Linked DNA regions of Homo sapiens: region 2 is linked to region 1. The links are chromatin contacts, found by Hi-C in ENCODE. All regions are on one chromosome and are shown on one strand. The core of a region is the stretch at or near the end of the contact, and the rest is flanking DNA. Distances in the headings are between cores, read along the strand shown. Region 1 holds the start of TCF21 (transcription factor 21). Region 2 holds the start of OLIG3 (oligodendrocyte transcription factor 3).

Region 1 (6,816 bases), core at 17-2,516:
TAGCAAAACAAAACGTTAGAGGTTAGTGAATTCCCAGCTGAGCCTAGGATTAGAGATATGATATCTTAATGTAGGAGAAGCCTTCAGACCCTAAGCCAACCACTCAGAAACCACTCTTACATTTTGCTCCAGCCCCTCAACTTCAATGCCTACCTGCAAGGGAAGAAAACCTGGCAAAGAAATTGTAAGAGAGATTTATGCCTTCAGTCTCCCTGGTTTCATTGCACCAATTTCATCCAATCCCTAGGTTCTGTTTCCCTGTGCTTTTTCTACCTACTTCCCAGGAGACTTTCTTATTCTCTAGGAAAGGTGGTTCGAGCTGGGGTTAAAGATGGAAAAGAACCTTTCTCAAAAGGATAGTCTTGCTTTGTGTTGTGTAATGTCAGCTTCATGTGAGGAACACTGGCACCTAACAGGCTGGAAGAAGACAAAGACAGCAGCATTGAAAGGGACGGTGCATCACAAAAAGTGCCAGGCAAGGTGATGTCTGAGAGCAACAAAGACTCTCAAGGCAATATTAAATGCATTTCTAGAAAAGAAAAAAAAACCGAGGGGAAAGTTTCCATTTATTAGGAAAAGATGATCAACTAACATAATGTTTTCCACACACTCATACTGCCCTCTCATTCCCTACCCACTCCCACTAAGCTGTGTGTGGTTGGGTTTGAGTGTGCAAATCAAGTATGTTTGTGTACACGTAGGCAGTCCTTTGATGTCTTGAAAATGACCAGGTGTAGGTGAAATGTTTTATACTTACTTTTCCATCACCATAAAGATTCTAGGAAGCACTTGTCTTCATTTATCCCGGGGAAGGTGGAAGATCTCGGTAAAGCCTTGGAGTCTTATGAGGTGTTGGCAGGATGCGGTTGATACTCCCTGTATTTTAATTCGTGTTTTCTTGGGAGGAGAGAGGGCATGGAGTGTAGGTGGAAGGCCCAGAAAGAGCCAAACGATCTAGTCGTTTTTCTAAAGTTCTCAGTAACAACCAGTTGTGACGTCTTAAGAGAGAAAGAAGGCCTTTTACAGATGGACAGAACATGCTGCTTCTCGGCCCCGGCCACAGTTGGGAGAAGGTGGCTGGTAAGTACATGATGCAGTTGAGTTGATTTACATTACAAGTTGCAAATCAGGGTCTGTGCATTGAGTTTCCCTCCGGTTGTGAAAGGGGTCTAAGCGCTTTGCTGGGGCCTGGCAGGCCCCTCCCTGGGCTGCAAGGATCCGCCCCTCTATTCCCCAGATAAATTCCTAGTGTCCACCAAATTCCTCAGCGCTCGCTCACCCTCCTCTACGGCCACGACTCTGGGAGTGGGGAAACAGAGAGCCGGTTCCTCTGCTGCAGAAGTCCTCGGGGTTCCTTCTCACAACTCTGCGAAGGGGAAAGGGTTGTGAGACCCAACCAGACCCCAACTCCAGCTCCCAGCAGGAGGTGGCTGCGCCACACTCGGGAGGCCTCTTGGTTTCAGGGTCTCTCTGTCTCTCTCTCACCCTCTTCCTCGCTTTCTCTGTCTCTCTGTCTCTCTCTCTCTCTCTCCCTCGTCCACTCCCCCAAACATGTCCACCGGCTCCCTCAGCGATGTGGAGGACCTTCAAGAGGTGGAGATGTTGGAATGTGACGGGTTGAAAATGGATTCGAACAAGGAATTTGTGACTTCCAACGAGAGCACCGAGGAGAGCTCCAACTGCGAGAATGGGTCTCCCCAGAAGGGCCGCGGCGGCCTGGGCAAGAGGAGGAAGGCGCCCACCAAGAAGAGCCCCCTGAGCGGGGTCAGCCAGGAGGGGAAGCAGGTCCAGCGCAACGCCGCCAACGCGCGAGAGCGGGCCCGCATGCGAGTGCTGAGCAAGGCCTTCTCCAGACTCAAGACCACCCTGCCCTGGGTGCCCCCCGACACCAAGCTCTCCAAGCTGGACACGCTCAGGCTGGCGTCCAGCTACATCGCCCACTTGAGGCAGATCCTGGCTAACGACAAATACGAGAACGGGTACATTCACCCGGTCAACCTGGTGAGTGCTCCCGGGGCTGCAGCTGCAGTCCAGGCGCGCCCGCACTCCCGCCTGCGGTGGGCGCGAGTGCGCGCGGGGCTGGGAGTGGGGGTGTGGGCGCGGCGGTGACTTACACATCTCGACCACCGCGGGCCTAGAGCCTCCAGGGACCGGAGGCGGGCGGTCTAGACACGGCCCTCGCTCTCTGCCCTACCAGCCCCCGGAGCGGGAGTGATTTATGCGAGGGTTTGACGTGGCAGCCCAATTAAAAGTTTGCAAGTGTGTTGAGCTGGCACAGAGGAGGGATCCCCCGCTCCCGCTCCATCGCCATCCTCCCTGGGGTGCAGTGGCTGCTGCGGAACTGAGAACACTGACAAGACGCTGCGAGCGGACAGGCATTTTGTTAATCCTTTTTTCTTCTTTTAGCAGAGAGTGGAACTTGATTTTCCTTTCCTTGTAAATAAAAACACCCAACTCCGTTTCTTTCACAAGCATATTTAGGACCATTGGATAAGGACACATCTATGCCCCCCAAATTGTCCACGTAAGCCCTTAACCGCTTAAATATTCTGTGCTTCTCCTATAAGTGGATTAATATTTTTAAATCCCAGAAGTTCTAGTAATGATCAGCAAAATCAGTAAATCCTCACTAGTATGAGTGTAATAAATACTAAAATAGGTCACTCTCACCCAAGATTTAAGAAATGTTACCTTTTATCTTAAAAAGTAATGCCCATTGAGCCTAATTTTTTAACACAAAAAACTGATAATCATTGAGTCTACTTTTTTCTCAAATGTATTTTACTGTTTAAGAAATATATCTTAATTTTTTTCATTTGATTTTATTTTAAAACTTCTAAGATCTAAAGAAAAACAATAACAACAACTTACTAGGATCTCTGTTTGTATATGATAAGAATGAGAGATTTTTCCTTTTAAAAGGCAAGTCTTATCAGCTAGCACTAGAGCAGTAGTGAGAGGGGTCTGAATTGTCTTCTCACCGAATTGGTTTCTGGAATTGCTGGAGAAGAAGATGCAAACCCACATTTTACCATGAAAAATGTTTTCTCTCCAATTGAAAGTTTGGGGTTTTTCCCCCCCAATGAGTAAATAGCTTTTTAAAATCTCCACCTAAAATGAAAGTGTTGCCTCGAATATTTACAACTGCTACTCTCTTCATCTTTGAATAAGAAACTTAAATGAGCTTTATTATAAAACAGCCCGGAGAAAGGAAGAGAAAGCATACTTTCTCAGTCCAGCATGAAGACGATCTTAAATTAAAAGTCAATGTAGTATAGCATTTTTTTTTCCTTAAGAGGTGGTGATTAATCTAGAAGCTGTAGTCAAAGCCGGTGTTTGCGATGGAAGAAACGAAAGTCGGACTAGGGAAATAGATGGTGATGAAAGGCGATGAAAGCGACAGGGCCCTGAAACCCGACCACCGCCTCAGAAGGAGGCCAGGAGGGCGCTTCGCCCCGAACTCGGTGCCCAGTAGGCACAAGGTCGTTCTGGGCTTCCCGGCTCAGACTGCCAAAGCGTCTGCCTCCAGGCAGTGCCACAGCACCACCCACTCTCCCACTCTCGGCTTGCCCGGGGCTTCCTGCATTGAGTCTCACAAGGAACCCAGTATAAGCCCTTTTGGCTCTCATTCTAAAAGACCACCACCAGCACCACCACCACCTCGAGCTGTGACTTGGCGCCAAAGCAGCTATTTGCTTTATGCAGCCGCAGGGTGCGCTAGGACCGGGAGTAAATTGCAGAGATAACCGGTCTCTCCAGAGCACCGCCTGCCCCCACCGCCCCCCTTCCTTTCATCTCAGGCCCCGAGTCCACCCCACCCCCTCCGCCACGGCCACTTACCTCCTCCACCCTCTTCTTTCCCGCAGACGTGGCCCTTTATGGTGGCCGGGAAACCCGAGAGTGACCTGAAAGAAGTGGTGACCGCGAGCCGCTTATGTGGAACCACCGCGTCCTGACCTTGGAGGTGCGAGTCTGGGAAAGGCGCGCTCCCGGGGGGAGCGGGCCCCGGGAAGGCGACCCCTGCCCTCAGTGCTCTCTGTCTCTGCTTCCCCCTCGCAATGCTCCTCTCTCTGTCCCACCCCGCGAGAACACTTTACAACGACGAGGAGATTCGTTTCCAAACCAGAGGAGATCAATTGTACTTACAAAGATTCCCATCTATTTAACTTTATTAACTTCTACCGTGAATGACTCTGCAAGCCTTGCTGGTCCAAGTGCAATATGTAATTATAAATATATAAATAGATAAGAGCCTATCAATGTATCTTTTGTACAATATGTTGTAAAATGTAGATCATAGGATAGCTGACTTTGACAGTCACATTTATAAAGTAATTCACTTAAAGATATATATTTTTTTCAAACAAGTTTTGCTACTTTTGAAAATAAATCTTTCTTTATATTGCTAAAAGCTCTGATATTTGGAGTGATTTTTAAAAATATTTGGAATAAGAAAGTGGGAAACTATGGGGAAGCTTGATAATGAAAATGGTTCTTTTAAACCTCAATCTAAACTTCTAGAGATAGAAGAAAATTGCATATGAGTTTCATAATGAAGATGCAGATTATGTTTTATACTGAAACCTTAAAAAAGAAATATATCGGTTACTTTTAAGGCTAATAGAAATTATATAACTGAAAACAAAGAATGGGCAGTATTAAAGTTATCCACAGTTATACAGTTCAAGAGTAAAACGCACCAGAAAAAGGAAATCCAATTTTCATGGATTCCACCGTATGACTGCTGACACGGGCGAGAAAGTAAACTCCACCTTTTGTCACCTTCCAGGTGTGAGCATAGCTGCAAACTAGTGAAGAAATAATAGAAGCTATGAAAGATGTAAATTCCATAACCCTTAGGGTGTGTTTCAGGATTTTCAAAGCTCTGCAGCATACATTATCTACATTTCTTATTAATAGTCCATTAATTAATTCTAACAATAAACCCGCATGCCTGCCTTTTGGTTGCTGTTAGCGGGTGCGTTTAGCTCCCGCCACGACTTCCGGCGGACTGGGTTTAATTTAAACATTTTCCAGGCTACGGAACAGCTCCTAAGGGAAGATTAAGTTGAGATAAACAGAGAAGCAAGGCCGAGGAGCCTGCGACCCGGCTCCCTCACTGCCCCAGCGCAGCCCGCGGCGGCCGATGCGCCAGATGCCACCGGGGCTGTTTAATGTTCGGGGTTATGACCGCAGTGTTTACAAGACGTCTTCGGTTATTTATACTGTTATTCCTCGCAGAGAGCCTTGAAACTTCCGCTTCATTTGCTCTTTCTTTTCGATTTTTTACCCTTTTTTCTCGGCTTAGTTTGGTACCTGGAGCGAGAGCTTCTCCGCCCTTCCACCAACCCCACAGGCCGCTTCGCGGGTGGAGCCCTCTGCCTGGCCATGGAGGAAGGATCCCGCTAGGCTGGTCCCGACTGGAGAAGCTGCTCTGCCAGGTGTGCTCTCTGTCAGCAATAGTGACCTCATTACCAAGGGGTGGCGACCACATTACCAAGCGCAATTCCCCATTCTCCAAGGGCTGAGAACTTCGGTGACTTCATCCACCTGTCTATTTGCACATGGAGGACTTTTCAAGATGTCAGGATACCCTTCCATCACCCCACCACCGCCACCCCAACTTGACTTTCAAGAACACATTTCAAGCTCTGGCCAGAGTCCCGTTCCTCAAATTCATGTGTTCTCTCCTTTCTACCAGAGGGATAGAGCCCATGCCTCAACCTATCCAGAGTTCAAATCAAAGAGTCCCCAGTGTGATTCAATTGATTGCCTTTCACGTTTCGCAAATTTTCCAATCTCCCACTCACGTTTTTACAAAACGAATGCTCTAAATTCTGAGGATTCCAGGCAGGCCATCCATAGAGAAATAACTTTTTCTTGCTCATTCCCTTACAACCCCAATCTATACATGGATTTTTAGAAAGTCTTCATGGCTATCTATAGTTCCCTACCAATAATTTGAAGCCTTTGCTTTAGGCAGGAGGCATGTGGCTATGAATAGGGAACACGTAGATTTGACCCTGGTTCTGCATCCAACTAGCTGTTTCTTGAAAGAGCCTGGATCCTCAGTTTTCCCATCTCTGCAAGCAGGGATAACGGTAATGAGAATGATAATAATCATTATATGCAGACCTTCCTCTTTCATCTTACAGAGGCTTAGTGAGGCTCAGATGAGATTATATCTGTAAAATCCCTTGGTAAAGGAAAAGCTCCGTGAAAATGTCAGTTACTTTTACTAAGTGGCGGGTAGTGAATTATCTGTGCCTAGACCCAAACTGAAAGTGTCTCAGGCAGGAAGTTCCAAGGGATGTATGTTTATAGCATCCAGGCAATGATCTTTTTTTTTCCACGAACTAAAATACCTCTTTTTGGTATCTATTGACTCTTTCTCTCTCTCTTTCTGTCTCTCTTTCACCTTGCACCTCTCCCTAATGCTCTCTAAATTTGTCCAGAGCTTTCTTTTTCCTAGAAATCCAGAGAGCAAAGTCAGAGCCTGGCACCTGCAGATAGGATAACACTGGTGTCTGATGGTGAGGCTGCCCAGTCCCATCAGGAGCCTCAGCCAAGGAGGGGCCTGGGCACACTCAGGTCCCCATGGTTGTCCATTGAATGGAGTGAGGATCAAGGTGGGAATGACTGGGTGGTGGCTGCCACTAGCCCAGGAACATGACAACGTGACCACACCACACATGCCTCCAACACACACCCACAGTCTAAACATCTCTCCTTCTCAGTGAGCCCTTCTCCCATTCCAGATCATCAGCACACCCACACCCACCATAGGTCTCTCTCCTCCGGTCTTCCCAGAAGGGT
Region 2 (7,287 bases), core at 2,266-4,765, 3.6 Mb after region 1:
TTGGTTTCAAATAAATCTTCAATAGGCTCTTTCCTCACCCAGAGAAATGAATCACCCCTGGGAAACAGACGATTATTCCCCCATTTGTCTGCCTAAAACCAGTGGAAACAAGTACCCTCCACTGTAGATGCTAACTTAGGTCTTTCGCCTGGCTGAGAGTGGGGTAGCGATGGGAGGGTAAAAAGGGATGGAGGGGGATGATTTGCATAGAAGAGAAACCCACAGAGATGCTCTGCCTGACAGAGGCAGTACTGGGTAGGCATCAGGGACCCAGGAAAGACAGGGCAAACGCAAATGCTTCCTAGACGTGCTCTCCTTGCTGGATTCTAGAAAGAGACCACAAGCCTCCCCCCATTGGAGAGGAGCTTTGGCCTCAACCAACATCTAGGTGATGTTACAACTTATTCAGAAGCAAATCCTGGGGTGTTGCATTTCAATCAGGGTTCTATTTTCTTCAGAGGGAAATGGAGGCTTGTGTTGTTGGGGCTATCCTCACTACAGCTCGATTTATTGTCCCCTTTAAACAAATAGACAAAACTGTCTTGCTGGATTACTCCTGCTTAGACAAACCATTTAGAAGTGTTATGGCGGGAGGTGAAAAGAGAAAAGTAGTTTATTAAAATGACTCCCGTTTTAGCTGACTTTTTTGTAGAAGATGCCCAATGTATATAGCTAATCAGACCAGCAATCTTCTAAGGGAAGAAAGAAGGGAGGATTCTCGCTATAAATCTGCAAGATTCTGAGACTTGGGTGGTGGTTTGACTCACCCGGAGCTCACCTTACAAAGCAGAGAAGCCTTCCCTTTCTCTGTAGGCCATGCTTCCGAGGGTGCAGGCAAGCAGGGTGAGTATTTGACTATTTTCTAAGACCACTCTTTGTTGACTTTTAAAATGTATACTAGATTTTAACATGGGGGGAAAAGCACAAGTTCAATTTAAAGTGAAAAGAAGTTAACGTACTGCTTCATCCTTGTTTGTTGCCAACACAGTCATCGTAGTGACACTCCACCTCTCATTTCCTGCCACTTTAAGTTTCCAGATTACTTTTTAAAATTCAATTCTCGAGTTTATGAGGGTCTGATTACTGCAGAGAAATGAGCTCAAATAGCATAATACTATGAATGTGGGCAATGCCCGCTTGAAGGACATTTAGTTCCAAAAATCAGCACCAATTTACCCATCCTGTTTACTTGTACGTAATCACGGAAAACCTTCACATCTGCCCACCCATCCAAATTCCTCACCCAGATACACCTTACCTGGTCCACGTGTTTCCTATCCCACTACCCCCATCTGCTAAGATTTTAGGCAAAGGCAAAGCCACGATTTAAAGGTTCTTTTTTATTTGAAATCTCATCCAGAAACACTGGTTATTAATAAATATATCATAGTTATCAAGAATATATAAAAAATAAAGACAGGTATCGTCTTTGAGGCCCTAACAAAATATTTCAAGCAAATGTTCAGGAAAATAAAAACGGCACCCCTCCCAAAACCAGGATAAGTTTTCAAAGCTGATAATAGAGAGAGCCAACCCCGCATGCAGAATAACTGAGCGAGGGGGGGTGGCGCAAGCTACTAGAGGGAGCCCAGGCTTTTACAATAGCGGCCCCAGAACAGCAAAGGAAGGTTCCGAATAAAGTTTGAAGGGGGTGGGGGTGGGAGAAGAAGCGCGTGTGCGTGAGTGTGGGTCTTTGCACTCTGCCCCTTTTTTCATTTCATACAACCACAGACAGATATATGGAGTACTTGGGATAATTCACTAATAAATCCTTGTTACAAGGAAAACGGCACCACAGCCTGCACGACATATTCAGACAAGATTCATTTAGAAGCGTGCATGCATTCTTTTGACCTACACTGCGTCGAAAGGAAAACCCACATAGGAGGTGTCATGCCCTGGACCTCGGTTGAGATTCAAAACTTGGGTCTTGATCTCTCTCGCGCTCTCTCTCTCTTTCTCTCTCCATTGTCTCTAGAAAAACTGTGGCAAGGACAGAGACAATCATAATCGCATCCATCTCAAGAAAATATTTACATTTGTTTTGCACAAAAGGGATGGCCGTCTTTTTCCAAAGCGAGAACACAGAGTCAGAGAAAGCCAACTCAAAAGTCCCTTCGCAAGTTTTTAACTACACCGATCCCATCTTTATACAACAAATGCAGTTTTGACAAGAGCATATGGCAGTGAAAAATACTGGCGCGGCATGGGGAAAAGAAGCATGCATGCAAAACACACGACATCTGGTTCGAGTCCCCCTTTGCTACCACCTAGAAATTGCGGTTTGATTTTGGTCCTTTCCCTCCGGGGGTCAAGTGGAGTCTGAGATCTCTCAGACAGCGTGGGAGGCTGCGGGCCCCGGAGCCTGCCCTCCCGTGGGCCGAGCGTGCAGCCTCCCTCTTCCCTCCCGGCCCGGCACCGCGGCCCCTCCCGCCGCTCTCCCTCCTCCTTGGCAGCCGGGCCCGCCCGCTGCTCACTTGAGCAAGTCCTTGGACTCGGCCGACAGCCGGGCCATGTTGGCTGTGGAGAGAGCGGACAGGTGCGGCGGCGGCGGCATCTGGCAGATGGTGCAGGGGCAGGGCAGACCAGCCCAGTGCTGGAAGCCGCTGCCCAGCTGCAGCGCGGGCGGCGTGGAGGGCGCCTTGAGTAGCGAGTGGGGAGGCCGGATGGTGCCGATGGCGGGAAGTGAGGCGGCGGACAGCGGTGACGAGGCGTTGCCAGATGAGAGCGCGCCGCCCAAGATGGGGTGCACCGGGTGCACGGAGTTGGCCGCGTGCGCGGGGTGGCCGGCCGAGTGGCCCACGGTCCCGCAGTGAAAGGCCGAGTGGTGGCCCCCATAGATCTCGCCAACCAGCCTCTTCATCTCCTCCAGGGAGCTGGTGAGCATGAGGATGTAGTTTCTGGCGAGCAGGAGTGTGGCGATCTTGGAGAGCTTGCGCACCGACGGCCCATGCGCGTAGGGCATGACTTCGCGCAGCCCGTCCATGGCTAGGTTCAGGTCGTGCATCCGCTTGCGTTCGCGTCCGTTGATCTTCAGCCTCAACTGCTGTAGGTCCTGCTCCGACAGCTGCTTCTTGATTTTGTACTTGCTGCTCTCTCCCGCGGCCTTGGCGCCAGCCCGCGAGAGGCTTTCCCCGGGCATCTTCTGCATCATATCGCCCTGCGTGGACGAGACCGAGTTGAGACGGCTCTCCTGGTGGTGGTGGTGGCGGTGGTGGTGGTCCCTCAGGTACATCTCATCCATGTCCGGAGATGAAGCTCTGCTGGAGACAGAGCTCGAATCAGAATTCATTTTATTACAGGGGATGCGGCCCTACCGTGGGGAGGCTTTAGGCGGGAAATTAAAGAAAATCTTGAATTAAAAAAAAAAAATCTGCACTGCCCAGGAACCCACTTCTCCGCGGCAAGACGTGAGAAGAAAAGCGGAGACGCTGCTTTTCCCCGCCTCTCTCCCTCCCACGCCCCTCTCTCTGGTTAGGCTGCTTCCTGGACAGCTAGTTGGTGTGTGCTTGAACTAACCTCACGCTGAAAAAGAGGGGCTTTTATAGAGCTGCGGCGGAGAAAAGAGACAAAAGGAGCCCTCCTATCTATCCTGGGCTGGTTAGGATGACGTGCCATCATTCAGGGCGGTGCGCTTTGCTGTCCCATTTAGCAAGGATTCCTATTCATATTCATTGTGGGGCCGCCCTGGGACACCTCTGCTCCGAACCGCTAGGAGCCCCCAGGCACAAAACCCTCTGATTGACACACTCACCGCTCCAGCTTACGCCTTCCTGATTTTTTTTTTAACTTTCTTCCACCCCACCCCCCTTCCCAATTTCTCTAACCAAATCACACATCAGGAACGGAAGGAAGGCAAGAGAAGGTGGCCAGGCGGTTGGTGGAGGTTCCTCTGAGTTTGGAGAGAGGAATTGAAACATTCGCTCTCCTTTCTTTCCTGGCTGCTCCCAAGTTTAGAGAAATATGGGCAAAAATAGGTCTCAGTGGAAAGGTTTGAGGGACAGAGGTGCGGTCGGAGGGAAGGTGCTGCCAGCGGGGGCTGGGGGTGGTGGGAAGACTGCATGCCGACTTTCTCTGTCTCAATATTTTTTTTTCATTAGATCTCTTTTCCTAAACACTTCCATTCTGTCAATTTTGTTTATTGGGCCCTTCTGGTGTGGTTTCAACGGGATGTCCATGTTCGGTGATGGCTTTGCTCCTGGCAGTATTGTGGCGGAGAGGTCTCTTATTTTCTGTGTCCTCTCTTTCGTTTTAAAACATGGATTTCTAAAAGAATTTCAGTTTTGCACAATTCTTTAACTTCCTAGACCAAAAACTGCGAAAAAAAAATGTTAATGTCACAAGAAAAGCAACTTGGGAGGATGGGAAGGAAAAGGAGCCAAGGAGGCAGAGAGAGAGATTGTTAGGTTCCTGAGAGCTCCAGAGAGATTGTTCCCACTCCAGGCTTCCTGGACCTTGGCGCTGGCGCAAAACGGTGGGACGGTCCGCGCCCGAAGCTCCGCCGGGCCTCCTCTGGCCGCTGTGCTGACGTGCCCCGAGCTCCGGGAACTCAGCGGCACCCCGGCCTGCGCGGGTGGGTCCACCAGGCTGGGGCCGCCGTACGGCGTCGGACAGGGAAATCAGAAGCTCATAATAAACTATCTGATGTCGGGGTGGTGGGGCGGGGGGGTGGGGTGCGTGGGCAAAGAAGCACGGGGGAAGGGAAACAACGAAAGGACCTAGAAAGCCCCTTGTGCGTGCCCGGGCACTGCGGTTCAGCGCAGAGTCGTTTCTGGGAATAAAGAGGAGGTCGGAGTTTGGAGCCTTCGGTGCGAGTGCGGAGGTGGGCGTAGATCTTTCTTCCCCCTTGCTGTGTTTTTGTGATCAAGACTTTAGCTCAGCAGCACGAGGGGCGGGAAGGCAGAAATCCCGGGAAGGGAGAGAGCCCCAGGAGTGGTCTCTAGAAGAACCCGGACACCGCCCCTCTCCCGGCTTGGTGGAACGGGAAACAAACGCTAGCTAGTGACTGAGAGTCTCGGTGGAAGTGTGAAATCGAATCAATCGCGGAACCTCGGGCACTTGGGGCCTCTTGCGCCGCTGAGTCACTTCGAAGAACAGGATGCCCCCCTTTCCCTTGACTCAAACCGAGCGGTCAGTGGGAGAGGGATGCGCGCCCAGGTCCGGAGTTTGCACGCTCTGAGGCTGTGCCCCACTGACAGTCACGCTGCGAAGGCAGCTCTGGCCAATACCAGAAGGATGGGCAAACGCAACATTGGCATGGATGCTTTTGCTACACCGAATTTTGTTTTTCTGTAATGGGGGAAAAATGGCCAACAGCCCTTCGTCAAGGCCAGGAAGTTAGTGCTCTTGCAGATTGGACAGGAGCCTCTTCTACCACCTTCATCTCGGTGGAAGGAAAGTTTCTTAATTCAAGAGGTTAGATTGGATGTGGAAAGACTAATGTCCAAAAGCATTCCTAATACCAAGCATAAAGAATGTTTCTTAATTCACCAGACTCGCCAATAAGATAGTGACATACACTAAGTCTTCCTGGTTATTTAAAAAAGGAGGGGAGGGGGGAAGTGCTCCAGAACTTGTGCAGTCCCAGGTGATGGGAGGAAGCTAGTGGCTAGTCCTAACGACAACCCTCTGCGACTCCCCTGCTGATCAAATGGGGTGAGGAGAGAGAGGCGGACGGGGGAGGGCATTGGGAGCGAGCACTGGACTGGACGAAGAGCAGCTTCCCCGCCCTGCGGACGGTGCACAGGTCTGGCCCCCGCCGTCCTCCTGAGCCACCTCCCTGACCCTAGGTCGTCGGCGGCGTCTGTCCTTCCCACACCCAGACTGAAAACGCTGCACCTGAGTTTTGATTTGGGGAAGTAGAATTGTCTGGTCAGAGCAGAAGGGTTGCAAATGAAGGAGTGGAAAAATCATGTTGCTACAAGATATTTTACCCTTTAAAAAAAGTCTTGATTTTCCCAGTGGACAATGTAAAATAAAGTTTTAAAATCTCCCCCAAATTAGTAACGAAGGTGGCAAGCCGTGGGCGGGGGGAGGGGAGGGAAGGAGGGTAGAGCAGCCCTCGAAATACAAGCTTGCGGGGCTGGAAGTCCGGGGCCAGGGTTCTGGGAGTCCAAACCAGAAGCCACTCTCCTTCAGCACAGCCTTTCAGCCGAGAGGGGGCTGACGCCTGCCGCAGCCGGTTCCGAGGGGGCTGCGATGGGCCGGGAAGGGGCGACTGGGCCTTTGCCCGAACAGACCAGGACATTCCCTTCCTTCTTCCCTAAGGGTTTTCAGCTCCAGTAACAGAGGTGCCTGAAATGGGAGATCTGCGGGGACCAGGCCGGGACTCCCTGGCTCCGAGGCCGGGACGTGGCGCGCCCTCCGCTCCTCGGTCACCCTCTGCTTTTTCGAAGGTCCGTAATGCGTGAGTGTGGGTGGTCCAAGGTTCAGGGCCTCCTTCCAGTAAGTACTTTTAGAAGCTAGTTCCCCCACTTCCCATCCGTTGCGGGGCTTGACAACTAGACGAGGGGAGTGAGTAAAGGTGCCACAACTTTGCTTACCGTAAAATGGGTTAATACTCGCCGGGGCCCAAAAGGCTGAGTCGCCCCGCACGTCTTGCTTCGTGGAGTCTCTTTTCGACCCCCGCCACCGCAGCTCAGTTCCTCGGATTGAGCCCTGAACCCGAGAAGGAGCAGGCCCGGAGCTCAGGAGGGCAGGCACACGGATTTCTTTCTGAGGGCTGACTACCAACGCCCACCCCAGACTTGTACGGAAGGAGAGAGTAAAGGAGTCGCCGCCTGGCCAAGGCTGCAGCAGCCTACAGAGGCTCAGCCGGAGACGCACCATGACCTTGGCCCTGGCCGAGACCCCTTTCGGAGGGCTCAGACCGGCGAGGAGCCGGAGCGAGCGACCCTGCTGCGGTGGCTCGGGCTGCGCTCTCTCGGGCCACACCCCGCGCCCTCGCGGCTGGGGCGGGCTGCGCCGCGGAGGCGGGGATCGTTCTCCGGCAACAGGTGCGTCCCAAGGCAGGCAGGCTACTTCCCTCCAAGCCTGTCTTGGCTCTGAGAAGAGCCTGGAGTTTCTCAGCCTTCCTACAACATATGAAAACAGCGGGTCGGCGCGTGGACCGGGGCAGAAGAGCCGTCCTGCTGTACCCGCGCGCCCAGGGCGCTCCGCGGGGACCGCGCACTCGGGAAGCTGTGCTGTGCTCAACACCCCCCTGTGCCTCCCAGATCACCAGGGATCGTCTCTTACCTGACACCCAGTGCGCGCCGCTCGGTGCCCGACGCCCACTGCTCCGCAGCC

Evidence for each region. Hi-C counts contacts between places; a loop is a spot of excess contacts on that map. Pooled maps may share reads with other maps.
Region 2: a loop to region 1 is called in a map of naive thymus-derived CD4-positive, alpha-beta T cell, with 14 times the contacts of the local background. The contact joins the promoter of OLIG3 here to the promoter of TCF21 in region 1. A Hi-C loop is called at or near these places in 1 of 168 maps with a recorded cell type or tissue (naive thymus-derived CD4-positive, alpha-beta T cell), 1 of 37 single-sample maps with no recorded cell type and 8 of 50 pooled maps.

What each region holds. Positions count from the first base shown.
Region 1 is chr6:133,887,847-133,894,662 of GRCh38, forward strand. TCF21 (transcription factor 21) reads left to right here and starts at 1,267. Exons shown (of 2, transcript NM_003206.4): 1 at 1,267-2,001; 2 at 3,867-4,411. The coding sequence starts at 1,552. The coding sequence ends at 3,956. TARID (TCF21 antisense RNA inducing promoter demethylation) reads right to left here and starts at 1,160. Exons shown (of 9, transcript NR_109982.1): 1 at 758-1,160. RefSeq lists enhancers at 815-1,728, 2,980-3,744, 4,630-5,238.
Region 2 is chr6:137,490,879-137,498,165 of GRCh38, forward strand. It overlaps OLIG3 (oligodendrocyte transcription factor 3), which reads right to left and starts at 3,516. Exons shown (of 1, transcript NM_175747.2): 1 at 1,321-3,516. The coding sequence starts at 3,292. The coding sequence ends at 2,474. RefSeq lists enhancers at 2,426-2,925, 4,607-5,140, 5,141-5,673.